2 separate regions of the Homo sapiens genome follow, and region 2 is linked to region 1. A link is a loop called in an ENCODE intact Hi-C map of the cell type or tissue named here. Cell type or tissue: heart left ventricle. All regions are shown on one strand. Each heading gives the region's core, and the rest is flanking DNA. Links, peaks and the distances in the headings are about the cores only. Region 1 has its middle 19 kb from the start of IQSEC1. Region 2 has its middle 120 kb from the start of IQSEC1.

Region 1 (8,322 bases), core at 185-8,184:
AACAGAGCGAGACTCCATTTCAAAAAAAAAAAAAAGAAAGAAAGAAAGGCCTAGGAGAGGGCCTTAGGTGCACAGCAGGTGCTCATTAAATGATGGTTGTCTGTCGAAGGCCCAGCACTGGTGGGAGGGTAGCTGGGGCAGCTTCTGTGCCTCCTTCAAGCGTGACAGTGCTATTCTGGGTATGTAGCCAAGTGGCTGGGACTGTGCTGCCCTTTGCCAGCATGGTCTTCGGAAGCACCAGGAGGCTGCCGTGCCTTTGCTCATGTTCCTTCCTCTCTGGGGTGTGTTTTCTTCACATAAACCCCAGGCCACAGCGAACTCATATACATCCTTCAAAACTCACCTCATATGGCACCTCCTCTGTGGTGTCTTCCCAATGCTAAGTCAGCGTCTTGCCCTCTATGCCCCCCAAATACTTGATTCTTGCTAGACTGCGAATCCCTTCTGGGAAGGGCGTGTGCCCTACACGGCCCAGTGTATGGTGACAGAGTAAATTTTGTTGAGTGAATAAGCAAAGGAATGAGTGAATAAATGAATGGATGGTTCTCACAACACTGACCCTGCCCTGAGATCACTTAGAGGCCTGTCCCCCACATGCCCCACCTCCAAGACTGTGAGCTCCCCAAGAGCTAGGGCGTAGCCTGGAGGTCTTACCTGTGCCTCCCACTGCCCAGGTCAGATCTTGGTACACACTAGGTGCTCAATACGTGTCTGAATGAATGAGAAGAAAAAGAGGGGATAGGAAAGCTGAGTCTACACTTGGGACCTATGAAGAGCCAGGGAGGGTGCTGGGCATTTTCACCCATGGGGTCCTTTCTCTGCCTCATAGCAGCCCAGATCACAGATGCGGATACTGAGGCAGGAGGAACCAAGGATGTGCAGGAGCCAGGATTGAAGCCATGGAGCTTGGACGACTCAGAGGGTTCTTCCCACCCCATCATGATGCCTTCCAAATGAGGGAATGCAGGCATGTGTGAATAAATCAGTGAATGCATGAGGTCTCACGTGAATCTCGCCGCCCCTCCCTCAGCCTCATCCTTCCCAGGCCTCTCTCCTCTGCAGCTGGCTCAGCGCTTTTGCGTGGGGCTGTGGAATAAAAGCTGCCCCGCCCGCTCCCTGCCAATCAGCCTCCATTGTCCTGCTGCATCTGGAGCCCTCTGCAAATTGCCCGTCCCGACAGGCGTGCTCAGCATCCTCTGAGGAAGGACGTCCCCACCTCTTTTACAAGCGCCAGTTCCTAAAAGGCTGGTGATTGCGTCCTCAGCGTCCCCACCGAGCCACCCAGTGTCATGGAGTGGCGGAAAAGGCCCCAGATGGCTGGGAAAGGAGGGGGGAGTGGCAATGATTATCACTGAGCAGGAAGCAACTCGGCCTCTGAGGAGGCGCTGGGTATGCATTAAGTAGGAAACACATGTCTCAAATGTTCTTAGCTCTGTCCATCAGCCCCCGGTGCTGCTGTTTCCACGAAGCCAGCACTTCCCTAAAGGAGCGCACACCAGCATCGCCAAGGCTGGTTAAATCCCAGATGGCTGGGCCCCACCTCAGGGTTTCTGCTTGGGAGGTCTGGGTAGACCCGAGAATGTGCATTTTTCACAGGTTCCTCAGAGATGCCCTGGGAGGTGGGGGTCGGGGATTGACCACACCTTTCCAACTCCCTGGGGCCTTCAGGAACGACGGGGACCATGCCAGGCTCACCTCTGGGAAAGACAGTGTATACTGTGGACCAGACTACACATCGCAGCCTGGGGTCCACCCACAGGCAGAGATGGAGGTAGATTCTTGGGCTGGTTGACTTGTGGAGCATTGTTATTAAACTGCAGTAAACCAGAAGCAAGGTGGAGAGGAGGGGGGCTCTCGGTGCAATAGCGTTTGCCCAGGTGTGGCTCCAACAAATGGTCATGATCACCACCGAACAAAACCGCAGCCACAGCCACAAGCTTAGGAGCACTTGCTGGGCTCCTCTCTCAGCGTGTGGCCTGCAGCTGGTTCAGTCTGTGTCCATGGTCCATCGAAATGTATCCCTTGCCTGGGGAGGTAACAATTGAACTCAACTATTGATCTTCCCTGAATTCCCAGTGGAGGCCCAGAAGGGTCAGGTGCTCTCGGCAGGTCACACCGTGCTCAGTGGGAGAAGATCCCGGAGCTCGTGGCTGCTGGAGCCTGTCAGCCTGAGTTTGAGCCCTGCAGCCCTCTGTCCAGTAGTATGGCCAGGAACAGGCCATACTCCTGATTTATCTGTCCTCAGTTTCCACAACTGTATTATGAGGGGAATGGTGGAAGCAGTCTCACAGGCTGATCCACGAACAGTACTTAGTGCAGGGTCTGGCACCAGGTGGGGGGTGTCAGGAGGAGAGAGAGGTTGAGTGGACACAGATCTTCCTGACAAAAAGGAACAAAATTAAAGGGGCTCAGACATCACTCTGCATCTCGCCAGCCTCTGTGGTTTGTGTTTTGTATATGATTGGGGGAGGGAGTCTAGAGCAGGGATGGGACTTCCAGGTGGCTCCGGGAGAGGGGTGGAAGTGAAATCCTTCTTTTCAAGGTCAGCCCCTGCAAGCCTTGCCTTCGCCTTCCATCTGGAATGCCTGATCACTCATCTTCCTGTGTTAACTTTCTCATCCTTCAAGGCCTGATGCAGTCCCTGCCTCTTCCATGATCTCCCTGCCACAAGTGCCTTCCATCCTAGAACTCCCACAGCACCGGCTTCTCCACTGTGATACGAGGTGCCACCTGCTACCATCGGTGTATCAGTGAGGACCCTGATCGGATGTCACGGTTCTCTCTCTCTCTTCATCCCTCAGCCCTGTTTCTTCATTCTTGGGAAGGTTTGCTCTTACAGTATAACACGATAGGCACCAGGAACCCCAGGCTCACAGCCAGTTAGTTCAGTGGCCCCAGCCGGAAGAGGTCTCTTTTTCAGATCTGCAAAAGCGCCAGGGCTGACTCTCATTGGCCTGACTCAGGTTACAAGCCCATCTCTAAGCCAATCACTATGAAGAACAGAGGGATTTATGCTCTGATTGGCCAGGCTGGATCACGTGCACATCCCTGGACCTAGAGGGTGCTGAGAACGGACAGGGGGAGACCTAGCGGAGTCACGTGGACCAACAGTGGGGAGGAGGTTCAGGGATAAGAGGGGCTGGATGCCAGACAGTGGATCCAACTGTGTATGCCTCAGTCGTCATCAGTGCTCGGGCCTGATCCTGCCGCCAGGCTGTAGCTGCATGCGTCTTGTGTCCCCTTGTCCAGGGTTTGCCACACACCCCATGTGCTGGATGAAGGGGACACACGTAGGAATCACACTGAATAACCTCCTCCCTCGTGGCATCCCCTGAGCTTGGGGAGGAGGCAGCCCTGCCTCCCCAGTTCCTGCCCTGAGCCACAGGGACCAGTTACTTGGATGAAGCCCCTCGTCTGCGCATGGCAGGAGGTGGAGCCCAGCTCCTCCTGTGGAGGAAGCTTCCTAATGGTCTCCCCTGGGGCCCGGTGAGGACATAAACTCTGCATCACTGAAGGTGCTGGGGCTCAGATGGCACCGCCTGGGATGCTGGAGGAGCATGCATCCCTGCAGCAGGCAGGGCTGGGATGGAGGCCCCAGGTCTCCTTCCGTCCTTGAGCCCGATTAGTCTTGTCAGGTATGGGGCTGAGGCTCTGGCTGAGGGACGATGTCTCCTTTATAAGTGAGTTTGTTTATTTGCTCTTAATGCCTCTCTGTATCCTCTCGCCTCCCCAGCTGGAGTTGGTGAAACCACAGACTGTGCCCTGGGCAGGGGCAGGACCTGTGTGGAGCCACCGAGATGTGATTTAGTCACTTGTTACCTGGGTTAGGCTAAAATAATCCCAAGTACTGAGATGTTGCCAAGAAGACACAACACAGAGATAGGACCCTGAGGACTAGGAGCAGCTTGTGCCTGGGTGCTGGGGGCCTCTCTGAGCCAAGAGCTAAATAATGGGAGGAGCCGGCTACGGGAGGGGGAAGAGTGCTCGCGGCAGAGGGAACAGCAAGGGCAAAGGCCCCGGGACTCGAAGAAGTTCGGCCTTGGAGATGGAAAGTTGGCCAGCGTGCCTGGAGCAGAGTGAGGAGGGGCTGGCACTGGGACAGGAACCCTGCAAGGTGGGTGGGGCCAGAGAGCGCAGGGCCTGAATGTTGGTGGACTGTTTTACGCGAAGAGGCCACCATCAGAGGGGTTGATAGAGGAGACACCATTGAGATTGTTCTGGTGAGGGAACAGAAATAATTCGGGTTAGGGGCTAAAATTGACTTCTCCCATTATTTAGCTCTTGGCTTAAATGTCGCCGTCTCAGAGAGGCCCCCAGCACCCAGGCACGCGCTGCTCCTGGTCCTTAGGGTCCTGTCTCTGTGTTGTGTCTTCTTGGCAGCATCTCAGTTCCTGGGATTATTTTAGCCTAACCCAGATGGGGAGAGGACATGTGGCCAGGGAATGAGGCCTGGGCAGGCCTGGGAAGGAGCCAGGTCAACAGCGTTCTGGGACGTCCGTGGTCAGCCGGGGCGTGTTTTGCAGGTATCTCTTTGCAGGACTTTGCAGCAGCCGCGCGCTGCCCTCTGCTGGAACTTCTGAGCATTACACCTAGCGCCTTTGAGCTGTACTAACCCCAGAACTTACTTCCCTGAGCACTTTATGGAAACACCCCCGTGATACGGTGTCCTCAGAGCTGGCAGAAGCTCACAAGGTCTTCTTCTCCTGCCTGGTATGTCCCTGCTGGCTTGCTTAGCCCTAGGCACAGGCATCTCACTAGCCCCTTTTGATGCAGTCAGTTCTGACCCTGCACAGTGCAGGGCAATTGACCCCGCGCAGTGCAGGGTAGCTTGACCCCAGAAAGAGCTGTGCTTAGCTTCCTCCTGGCCTCGACCATGCACAGGCCCTTAGAACTGCCTGGGGGGCCTGGGGACACTGACCACCTCCCCCATGACTGCCCTGCTCCAGCGCCTCCAGGTCCTGCCCACCCCGACCCCACCCAAGCTGCCCTCCCAGACCAAAGAGGAGACCTGGGAGGAAGCCTGAACAGTCTAGGCTTCCACAGAGGATGTGGCTTTCCTAGGAAAACCCCTGAAGACTCCCCAAATGTGCCACACGTGTCCTCTGCCTGCCTGTGTCTTTGTTTTTTATGTTGGAGCTTCAGGCACCTCTCAGTTTCCCTGAATACAGAGGGAGGGCTGACAAGGGCCTGGTCATAGGAACAGCTGGGGTGAACAGACAGGTCAGCGGGGGCAAGGCTGAGGCACAGCCAAGTCGGGCTTCCTGGGAGCATTGTGGGCCCGTCCCACCTGGGCTTCTGGGTCCTTTCACACCCCAGCCCCTGCTCCTGCAGTAGTCACAAAGGAGGGCTGTGCTCAGGGAGGGCAGGGAGGCCAGGAGGCCAGGGGAAGAGATGGGAGAAAAGATGCATGGGTTTCAGTAGGCCCAAGCCCAAGTCAAAGGCCCAGCAACACTGTCCTGGGTCTCATTCCAGCATCTGTCCTGTAAACAAACTCCCTCATTCATTCGGCAAATATTTTTTGAGCATCTGCTATGTGCCAGGCACGGTCTATGGCTTGAGCCTGCTTCAGTGAATAAAACAGACTCCCCTGGCCTCCTGGAGTCTGTATGCCAATGAGGAAGGAGGACAGCAACCAGCAGCCTGGCAGAGAGACCGATGCTGCTGCCCTCGGAGAGTGGTGACGGGGTCAAGGCATGCACCTGAGTGAGCGATGGCGTAGGGAGTGCAGGACAGAGGTGGGCAGGAGCCCTCCCTGAGAGAGTGTCCACTGAGTCAAGACCGGAGTGACGAGAAGTCTTTACAAACCTCTCTGGGAGAAGGCCGTAGAAACCGAGCACAGAATGGGTCATCAGGGCAGAGGAGTGTGGGCGGTGAGGAGGAGGCCAGGCCAGCCAAATCCAAATTAATCTTCCTCCTGGCTGGTCAGGCAGCTCCGTGCAGTCTTCCAGTGCTGTCCCCGCGGCTGGGGTTCAAATTCCGCACAGGGCTTTTGGTCAAGGGAACTGTGGATACCCGGGTTCCATTCTCAGCCTGTCTGTGCCTGAGTGTCCCCGGCTGAGGTCCTTCTGAGCTCAAGGATCGAAGTCTAAAATCTCTACGGAGCTCATACGAGTCACAGGGTGCCAGGTCCCCTTAGTGTGCCTCCTCAGGCCCAGCAGAGCACCTGGCACATGGCAGAAGCCCAGCAAAGTCCCTTTAAATCAACACCAGGCTGTGGGGAGGGAGAAGGGGCTCTCGGGATGTGGTGGGCTGTAGAGTCTCTCAGCCCAGCGTGGGGCCTACCTCTACCAGGACCTGCCCCTGCACCAGGCCTGTCACCAATCACCCCACAGACTCCATGAGCATGTCCTGTGGGGGACTTGCAGCCAGTGGGTGGCACACATGGACACAGAGAGGTGCAACACGGGATGGGGGTGTGCCTGAGTGCTGGGACTCACTGGGGAGCAGCACCTTGAGCTCAGATTGCAATCATTCATTCATACATCCACTCACTCATTCAGTCACTCATTTCACATTTTATTAAATACCGGTGGTATTCCAGGCACTAGAGTATAGTGAATAAAACAGACAAAAATCCTTACCTTCATGAAGCTAGCGTGCTAACAGTAGGGAAACAAACCAAAATATAGAATATAGAAATTTAAAATATACAGTAGTTTGTTTTTGTTGTTTTATTTTTTTTGAGACAGAGTCTTGCTCCGTCACCCAGGCTGGAGCGCAGTGGCGCGATCTTGGCTCACTGCAAGCTCCGCCTCCCAGGTTCACGCCATTCTCCTGCCTCAGCCTCCCGAGTAGCTGGGACTACAGGTGCACGCCACCACACCCCGCTAATATTTTTTGTATTTTTTAGTGGAGACGGGGTTTCACCGTGTTAGCCAGGATGGTCTGGATCTCCTGACCTCGTGATCCACCCGCCTTGGCCTCCCAAAGTGCTGGGATTACAGGCGTGAGCCACCGTGCCCGGCCTAAAATATACAGTGTTTTTAAAAGTGTACAATTCAATGCTTTCTAGTAAATTCACTGAGTTGCACAACCATCCCCACAATAGGTTTTAAAACATTTTCATCACTCCAGGCAGAAACTCCATACCCATTCGCAGCCGTCCACATACTCCCTAGGCCTCCTCCCATTCCCTGGCAGCCACTCATCTGCTTTCTACCTCTATGGATTTGCCTGTTCTGGACATTTCACACCATTCGAATCATAGAAGATGTGTCCTTTTGTGTCTGGCTTCTTTAACTTAGCATCATGTTTCCAAGGTTTATCCATGTTGCCACATATATCGGTACTTCATTTCTTTAAAAACAATTTTTTTGAGACAGGGTCTCATTCTGTCACCCAGGCTGGAGTGCAGTGGCACAAACACAGCTCACTGAAGCCTTGACCTCCTGGGCTCAAGGGATCCTCCCACCTCAGCCTCCTAAGTAGCTGGGACTACAGGTGTGCACCACCACACCTGGCTAATTAAAAAAAAATTTTTTCTGTAGAGACTGAGTCTCACTGTGTTGCCCAGTATGGTATCAAACTCCTGGGCTCAAGTAATTCTCCAGCCTCAGCCTCCCAAAGTGTTGATATTACAGGCATGGGCTAGTGCTCCCCAAATTTTATTTCTTTTTATGGCTAAATAATGTTTCATAGTATGGACAGATCGCATTGTTTATCCATCATCTGTTGATGCACACTTGGGTTGTTTATATTTTAGGGCTGTGTGGTTTTATAGTGACAAGTGCTAAAGTAAAAGGCCAGGATGGGGTGTGGCAGTGTATTTTGGGGAGGGGCCCAAGGGGGCCTCCTGGCCAATAGGAGAGGAGTGGGCCAGGCCAAGTCAGGGCATATGTCCAGCGGTTACACACCTGTCGTTACAATACTGAAATCTTTTCATGCCCCTGGGTTAAAGCCCACTGTCTGGACCCCCAGAGGGGCTCCCACTGCTGCTGTCTCTGTCCAGCCCTTCTCCTGGCCCTCTTCAGATGTCCCTAGGATCTGCAATAAAGGAGTTAATACTTAGCCTAGCAGGAGGTGTTTTGGAGTGGTGGGGGCCAGTGCCTGTGTTAAATATTTTGAATATCCCCCTGGGCAAAAAGCATGACACATGCAAAGGCCCTGGGGCAGGAGAGCCTGGAGCTGGAGCTGGAGAAACTGCAACAGGCCAGTGTGCCCGAGGCAGAGTTAGGAGGAGGATAAATAAGGCCCAGGGGGTAAAGCAGGGCCTGTGGATCATGGCAAGGATTGGGGTTTTTATTCTGAGTGGGGTGGGGTCCCCGGGAGGGTACTGAGCAGAAGAGGGCCATGGTCTCATGTAGGTTCAGCCAAAGGATTGGT
Region 2 (8,322 bases), core at 73-8,072, 100 kb before region 1:
GTGTGTGTGTGTGTGTGTGTTGTATGTGGGTGTGTTTGTGTGCACGTCTGGTGTATGCATATAGTGTGTGATGTGTTTGTGTATGTGTGTGTTGTATGTGTGTGTATGTGTGTTTGGTGTGTGTGCATGTGGCATATGTGAGTAGTCTGTGGTGTATGTGTGTGTGCGTGCGCGCGCATGTTGTGTATATGCATGTTGTGTGTATGTGTGTGGTGTGTGTGCGTGTGTAGTGTGTGGTGTGTGTGATGTACATGTGGCGTGTGTGTGTGGTGTGTGCATGTGTGGCATATGTATGTGGTGTGGTGTATGTGTATGTGTGTATGGTGTGTGTGTGTGTGTGACGTGCGTGGTGTGTGGTGTATCTGTTTGTTGTGTGTGTGTGTGGTGTGTGTGTGTGGCATATGTGTGTGGTGTGCTGGTTTCCCTTGCGGGGGCTGCTTCTCCACCCTGTCCCAGCTGCTTGCAGGGGTCCTGGCAGCATTTGCCTGGAGCAGAGGGAAGGGCATCCTCACGTCCGGGGACAGCCACGGAGGACTCAGATGGGGGCAGGGTGTCCTCGTGGGCGAGCAGGTTCCTAAGGGCCTCAGGGGCCACTCCAGGCCGTGGCGCAGGAAGCCTATATGGGGCCAGTCGCTGCACAGGACCTGAAAAGTACACTGAAGGAGGGTCGCGGGGCTGGCCTTGGTCGGTGGGAAGGAGCGGAGGGGCGACCACAGCACAGCAAGTGGGGAGTGGCAGGCAGGGACACCGGTGCTGCTCAGAGCTGGGCTGTGGGGAGGATTTGAGGCAATGTCCACACAGTCCTGTGCGAGCTGCCCAGCTTGGAAAGGGGCTGCTGCTCTGCACAGATGTCCCTGGACGGCCCCTGTCCCAGGGGGTGCCCTAGGAGCTTTGGGGTGGAGGTTTGGCCCACGCCCATTTTCTCAGTCACAACAATTGGAGCCAGAGTCCCCAGCCCAAGCTGTCAACCAGGACTGCGTCAAATGTGTTGGCTCCTAGAGAAGGGGCCAGGTGCGGCCACCTCCACAAAGCCTTCTCACTGCCCCAGCTCTCTTCCATCCTAAGCCTGGCCAGTGCCTCCTCCGGGCTGAGAGCTCTCTCTGATGTGAGGCTGGTCTTACTTTTTCACTGCCATGTTGTGTCGCCTGCCCCACCAGCTCCCCCGTCCCCTCGCACCCCCGCCGTGCCATGCATGTGGCTGAATGCAGGAGTGACTGACCACACCCTTTATGTGCATGGGTTTTCATTATGGAAGCAAGTTAAAACATTACAGAGAGCTTGGAAAATACAGGCTAAACACTCGCCCGGCAGCCTCCCAAGCCCAGCCATGGTCACTCTGGTGTATTCCGTCCTGGGCATTTCTCCTCAGCAGGCTTTTTCTTTCCCAGGAACAGAAAGTGTGGGATTCTGCTTTTCTTCAGCAGAATAATAACTCCTCACTCCAAGGGCATGAGCTCCAGCAGGCACTGGCTTCAGCTCCCACGTGCCTTGCTGTGTTGGGTGCTTTGGGTGGAGGCTTAGCCTCTTCTTGTGGTGGAGAAACACAGGCTAAGACATGGCAGTGCCTTGCCCATGGTCACATGGTGTGTAAGAGGACGCAGCCAGCCGGCATGAGAGCTGGAATTCAAAGGCAGTTGGCTGTGGTATGATCCCGGCTGTAGGTCACCACCAAGCCAAACTCAGAACATGTGCATTTCCCTGTGCCACCCAGAGTGTCATGCACAGGACTCTTGGTGGTGGCAGGACATTCCAGCGGTCATCACCGCCTAGGAGCTGAGCTGCGTGAAATCTGCATCTCACTCTGGGTGGAGCCCCTTCCTGCCCCCCGCCTACCCTGGTTGGTGAGTTCTCAGACTGGATCTCTAGGCGCGGTATGCACTCTTCAGATGAGCCACCCAGAACCTCCAGGGGGACAGCCCACGGCCATCCCAAGCTTCAGAATTACTCTTTAAATATTTTGTGTTTACATGGTTGCAAGGCTTATGCTTTTGGGAGAAAAAAGCCCACAAATGGGCCATAACAAGCAGGAGAAGCAGAAAGTAAATTACCTTTTAATGTCTGGATGAGCTTGTTGACCGTAGGACTAAATTATAGGGGTCCTCTGTGGGGCATGAGCAGAAATTGTTAGAATTAGAGAAAACAGGCCACGTGGCCTGAGCTCAGCACCTCTTCACACAATTCTCCTCCAGGCAAGGGTCATCATCTCTGTCCTTTCAGACCCTGCGTGCCCACAGAGTCTAAGCCCTGCCCCGGGGCCACAGGGCATAGTCCTCTCCACAGAGAGGCCTCGGGAGGCCGGGTGCACGCTGTGCACACACATCCAAGCCGCGGGCACCACGCTCCGCTCCTGCTGGGCAGCCTTGGGCAGGCCACTCAGGCCCTCCAAGACCAGGGTTTTTCTTCCCGCTGGCTGGGGGACTCGCTCCCACCTAGCTCATGTCCAGCCTGTACTAAAGCCTAATTCGGCCTTGACTATCTTCCTTGGCCTCTCTGGACCTCAGTGTGCCCACCTGTGAACGGGGCACACTTCCCTACCAGCTTGCAATGTTGATGCCCCACCCATGCCTGGCCTGTGCACCTCCCTGAACCACTCTGCTGGTCGTAAGGTGGGATGCTGACTAGCGACTACTGCATGCGGCCGTGAAGTTATCAGGGCCTGGGTCTGGACTCTGTCAAGATGCTGCTGAATAGGGCGGGCAGCTTGGTCGTAGGGGCCCTGGTCATTATGCAGCCTGTGGGGGACATTTGAGGCCCCCAGTCCCTGTAGCCTTGTGGAGAGTGGCCTGCCCTGCAGCTGGCCTGGTGATGAGTGTTGGCTGCTGGGACACTTCAGGATGGGGCCGGGCACCAGCACGTCCTGTCTGCCAGGCTGGGAACTCAGTGCCTGTCCAGCTCAGCCCCAGTGGGGCAGGGAGCACCCCACCCTCCAGCGCCCCTGGCCATGCATCTGCCGTTTATGAAGATGCCTCTTTCCCGCTGTTGTGGGCGCTTGGGGGCTGCAAATGTTGATTTTTAAAAAATGTGTGCAGGGAGCAAGCGTTTCCCGTTCAAGTGAAGGAAGACATGGTTCATGTGCATCCCTGACCTTCCGTAGGGGATATCTGTTCAGATGTCTTCAGGCTCCTGGAGAGGCAGACAAAGCTACACAGTCCCAAGAGGAGGTAGCCTTTGATGTCCTTGCTGTCTTGGTCTATGGTCCACAGTGTCCCAGGGCACAGGGGCCTCCAGGTGGAGGCAGTGTCGTGGCAAGGGTCTTAACTGCAGCCCTCCTCAACTCTCCCTACGCATCCTGCCTCAGAGAACACCCTTCCTGCCTCTGAGCTGGGTCTGCTGCCCGGTGACACCCCCACCCGGATCCCACAGACTCTCCTGCTCCCCCTGACTTGGGACAAGCCTGTGTGGCCTGAGAGACAAGGAATAGAGCCCCTGCGGCTGCTTCTTTCTGGACTTCCTGGGATGGGCTCTCCAGCCTGCTCCCCACCACACACACACACACACACACACACACACACACACACACACGCACACACATGTACATACACACGCACGCGCATGCCAGGGATATTCATTATTCATTCACTGAAAGATTTACCTTTCATTTGCAAAGGGAATCAGAAACGTGTGTTCTTCTCATTGGGAAAGAAGCAGGGAGACTTGGCAGGCTGCTCACGCAGCCCTCCCTGTGGCCTGTTCTCCAGGAGATGGGGCTGAGTGACAGCCAGACGTGCAGGGCAAGCAGCCTGGGAAATGCTGCAGTGACAGGAGCCTGTCTCAGAGGCGCTCAGGAAGGAAGCCACATTGAGCCCTCGGTTGAGGAGGAAGGAAATGTGCACCTTGGGGAACAAAGCTTGCCAAACCTTAGTGGTGTAGAACAGCAGGCTTCATGCGTTACCTTTCCTTGTCTCTGAGGTCAGGATGGCTTGCCTCTGCTCCACAACGTCTGCGGCACCAGCTGGAAGAAGACTCAGAGGCTTCAGGTGCCTGGATGGCTGGGCTGGGGTCACCTGAAGGCTCTGTCACTAACGTGTCTCGGTCGATGTTGGCATCCTCTTGGGACCTAGCTGAGACTATGGGCTGGCACCCCCTCCCAGGCTTCCCCACGTAAACTGGGCTTCCTCACAGCATGGTGGCTGGGTTCAAAGCGTGAGTGTCCCCAGAGAAAGAGAGAAAGAGAAGAGGGAGGGGACAAAAGCACCAGATGGGAGCTGTATTGCCTCTTTTGTAAAAAACCGAAACTCTTAGTAATTTTTTAAAAAAGTAACCTTCTATTCAGAGACCATTGTAGATTCACATGTAGTCATAAGAAATAATACAGACAGACCCACGTCCCCTCCACCCAGTTTCCTCCAATGGTAACATTTTACAAAACCACAGTCTAATATGCCAGCTAGAAGTATTATTGATACTGATACCATCCCCCCATCTTATCCACATTGCCCAGTTTTATTTGTACTCATTTGTGGGTATATTTAGGATTATGCAGTTTTGTCGTGCCCACCACCACCGTCAAGATGCAGAACGGTTTCAGGACCACAGGAACCCCTCATGTTGCCCTTTGACAGCCACATCCACTTCCCTGCACAACCCCATTTCTGTAATTTTGTCATTGCAAGAATGTTGTCTCTGTGGAATCATGCAGTGTGTAACCTTTTGAGATTGGCTTTCTTCACTCTGTGTAAATGTCCTTGGCTTCTGTCCAAGCTGTCGTGTGTATCCATAATTCATTCTTTTTGATTGCCGAATAGTGTTCCATGAATTGGATTCGCCACAGTTTGCTTTTTAAGTGCATTTGAGTACAGTTACTGGGTCATATGGTAATTGCATGTTTAGTTTTATAAGAAACTGCCAAACTGTTTGCCACGGAGGCTGTACCATTTTATCTTCCCACCAGCAGTGCCTGAGTGATCTAGTTTCTCTGTATCCTCTCCGGCCTCTGGTGTCACCACTCTTTCTTGTTTCAGTCATCACGGTAGGCATGCAGTGGCATCTCATCTTGCATTTTCTGCGTGTCTTACAAGGCTAACATCATTGAACCGTTTCATCTGCTTATTTGCCATCTGTGTATCTTATAAAGTGTTTGTTTGTGTCTTTTGCCCATTTTCTAACTGGATTGTTTGGTGTTTTACTGTTCAATTTTGAACATTTTTTATATTCTAGATACTACTCGTTTGTCAGATGTGGGATTTGTAACATTCTCCCCAGTCAGTAGCATGCCTTATCGTCCTCTTGACAGTATCTCTCACAGAGCAAACATTTTACAATTTTGCTGAGGTCCAACTTCCTGCTTTTTCTTTGTGTGGATTGTGGGTTTGGGGTCAAGTCTATGAACTCTTTGCCTCAGGCTAGGTCTGGGTTTTTTTCCTATGTATTTTTCTAAAGGTTTTGTGGATTGACATTTTCCATTTAAGCCGATGATCCACTTTGGGTTAGGGTCTGAGGTTGAGGCTGGAGTTTGCTCGTATTGCCTGCGGATGTCTGAGCCTGGAGGTCCCTCGGTGCCGTAATTCCCTGTTTGTTCTGCGGGTCAGGTCTGTTAGGAAGGCCTGCCAGATTCAAAGGAGGAAGCACGGACCTCGCCTCTCAGTCTTTGGAAAATACAGTCTACCTCGAGGGGTCTCCTCTGGGGTTTCTGGGTGGGCACCCTCCAACTCGGATCATAGGTTTGTGGTGGGCCTTACATGTTAACTACATGCTTGTAGAAAGCAGCTCTGAGAAGGGGGGTGGAAAGCGAGTTGGGGCGCCTTGACAGGAAGCAGCTGGCCCTGCGAGGGAAGTTTTAGGAATCACAGAGCGGTGGGCAGTGCCTGGCCTGGCACGCTGGGAGGAGGCACTCCCGGCACCTGAGGGACAGGGGACAGGCGGTGTCCCCAGAGCCCAGTGAGAGTCAGAGCATAGGAGAGGCTGCCTCACACTGGCTTCTGCTGTAGGTCAAGAAACACGGGAATAAACCTGCAGCCCAGCCGGGAGGCAGCTGCGGAGTGAGCACCCCAACCTCCCCTGCCTCTGCTGGCACCCCCCACTGACTCATTCCAACTGCTCCCGGCTGAGTTACACACCCCCAAATTCATAGGCTGAAGCCCTAACCCCCATAACCTTAGAACGGGATGAGGAGACAGGGCCTTTACAGAGGTGATTAAGGGGAAATGAGCTCGTGGTGGTGGCCCTAATCCAATCTGACTGGTGTCCTCTTAGGAAGAGGGGATTAGGTCACAGACACACACAGAGGGAAGACCATGCAGAGACTCAGGAAAGGGGGCTGTCGGCCAGCCAAGGAGGGAGAGAGGCTGCCAGAGAAACCACCCTTGCCAACCAAAGCCTTGCTTTCCGAATTCCAGGCTCCAGAGCTGTGAGGAAACCAAGCTTGGTCTGTGGCCGAAGCCCCAGGGCATGGTCCTTGTCAGCCCGGTTGACTGATGGACACTGGAAGCTGCTGGCCGCTGGTGGAGTCACACAGGCCAGGTCTGGGTGTGAGCAGGTGCAGGCAGGAGGGTGTGGGGCCGGGGGAAGTGGGACAGCGTCCAGCACAGCATGTGTCCAGGGAGAGCCCGTTGGAGGAGGGAGGCTTAAGCTCTGACATCAGCCTTTGGTCTCCAACTGCCTCTTTCCCGCATCTTAAGTGTTCTAGACCCCTAAGCTTGGCACACCCCAAACTGAACTCATGATACTTCTCTCCTCACCCCCTAAACTGCACCTTCTGTTCCCCTCCCTTTCTTCCTGTCACCCTGGCGGCCTGGGCTGGCACTCCTCTTCGTCCCCTCTGTGCCTTGTTCCCAGTCACCACCCGACCGTCCACATCCTTCATCCCCCAGCGTGCTCCCCTTCCTGTGGTCACCACTCTGTAGCCAGAGAGCTCTTTCCAAGCCACCTCTGATCTTTACCTTCCTAGTTTAAAACTCACTGGTGGATTTCAGACCTCCCACCCCCAAATATGTATTCAGAATGTAAAAGACATTGCCACAGGCCGGAAATGGCTCAGAAGCGCAGTCATCAGTGGGGCTGAAGCTGTGGATCTGTTGAACTCCACACTCACAGGCAGAGAGGGAGCTGGTGGGCGACAGGGAGCAGAGATGCCCATGAGAGTCCGGGGAATGGGGCAGGCTCTGTGTGTGAGCCCCGGGCAGGTGGGCATCCTGTGCTCGTAGGACAAGGCTGAGAAAAGACACTGCCCATCCCTGCTGCAACTGGGTTCCTGTCTGGCCACTAGGGGCTGGAGGATGCACTGCATGCAGCTACATGGCCAGGACTGGACCTTCGCCCACTGCCCAGAGATGGCCCCTGTTGCTGTCACTGGGAACAGAGGTCCTGGATGCCAGCGTGAGGCCTCACTCTGGTTCTGCACTCAGGCCTCAGGGGAGGTGTTGCTGCTGGGAGCAGGGGTGAGGCAAATGCTCCCCCTCAAGGTGAATCTGCAAAGCAGAACTCCAGAGCTGACACTGAGCAGGGCCCCAGCAAGCCCTACGTGGGAGAGGAGCCCAGCCAGGTGGACACACAGGGCCTGTGGGAAATGTCTACACAAGAAGTGGAGTTTGGGACTGTGTCGGGGGCCTCCATAACAAAGTGGGTGGCTCCCAGCCACAGAGCTGTGAAACCTCTCACTGCCCCCGCAGGCTGGTGGTCTGAATGCAGGGTGAGTCCTCTTGGGGCCCCGAGGGAGAATACTCACCTGGCCTCTCTCCCAGCCTCTGGGGACGGCAGGTGGTCCTGGCGCTTCCTGCCTATACCTGCTTCCCTCCTGTCTCCACCTCCACCTCCGCAGGGCTGTCTTCCTGCATCTTCACGTCGTCCGTCCCTGCGTGCATCTCTGTCCAAACTTCCCTCGCGTTATAGACAGCAGGCATATTGGACTGGGGGACCCCTACTCCAGTGTGCCACATCTTACCTAAGACATCTGCAATAGCCCTGCTTTCTTTTCTTTTCTTTTTTTTTTTTTTTTTGAGACAGAGTCTCGCTCTGTTGCCCAGGCTGGAGTGCAGTGGTGCGATCTCGACTCACTGCAAGCTCCGCCTCCCGGGGTCACGCCATTTTCCTGCCTCAGCCTCCTGAGTAGCTGGGACTACAGGCGCCCGCCACCATGCCTGGCTAATTTCTTTTTGTATTTTTAGTAGAGACGGGGTTCCACCGTGTTAGCCAGGATGGTCTCGATCTCCTGACCTCGTGATCCGCCCGCCTCGGCCTCCCAAAGTGCTGGGATTACAGGCGTGAGCCACCGTGCCCAGCCAATAGCCCTACTTTCTAATCAGAACATGGCATGAGGTACTGGAGGCTAGAACTTCAACATATTTATTATGAAGAGGGGGACACCATGGAACCCATAACTGAACT

What was found. Hi-C counts contacts between places; a loop is a spot of excess contacts. Peaks named below come from ENCODE experiments on the same cell type or tissue, not always from the same donor. Only the 100,000 strongest peaks of a DNase experiment are listed, where the experiment ranks them.
Region 2: it touches region 1 in a loop (2.5-fold over the local background); 9 of 110 quality-filtered maps call a loop at or near these places.

The regions. Positions count from the first base shown.
Region 1 is chr3:13,088,578-13,096,899 of GRCh38, reverse strand. It overlaps a transcript of IQSEC1 not described here. Among named protein-coding and RNA genes, the nearest start is that of IQSEC1, 19 kb to the right of the region's middle. RefSeq lists an enhancer at 8,058-8,322. In heart left ventricle, for the core only: CTCF peaks have their summits at 4,352 and 4,567 (motif pointing left); DNase peaks (open chromatin) are centred at 4,079 and 4,539; H3K4me3 peaks cover 522 bases; H3K27ac peaks cover 379 bases.
Region 2 is chr3:13,191,950-13,200,271 of GRCh38, reverse strand. It overlaps a transcript of IQSEC1 not described here. Among named protein-coding and RNA genes, the nearest start is that of IQSEC1, 120 kb to the right of the region's middle. RefSeq lists enhancers at 764-1,310, 1,871-2,491, 6,004-6,610, 6,611-7,217. In heart left ventricle, for the core only: CTCF peaks have their summits at 3,702 (motif pointing right) and 7,202 (motif pointing right); a DNase peak (open chromatin) is centred at 3,781; H3K27me3 peaks cover 1,366 bases.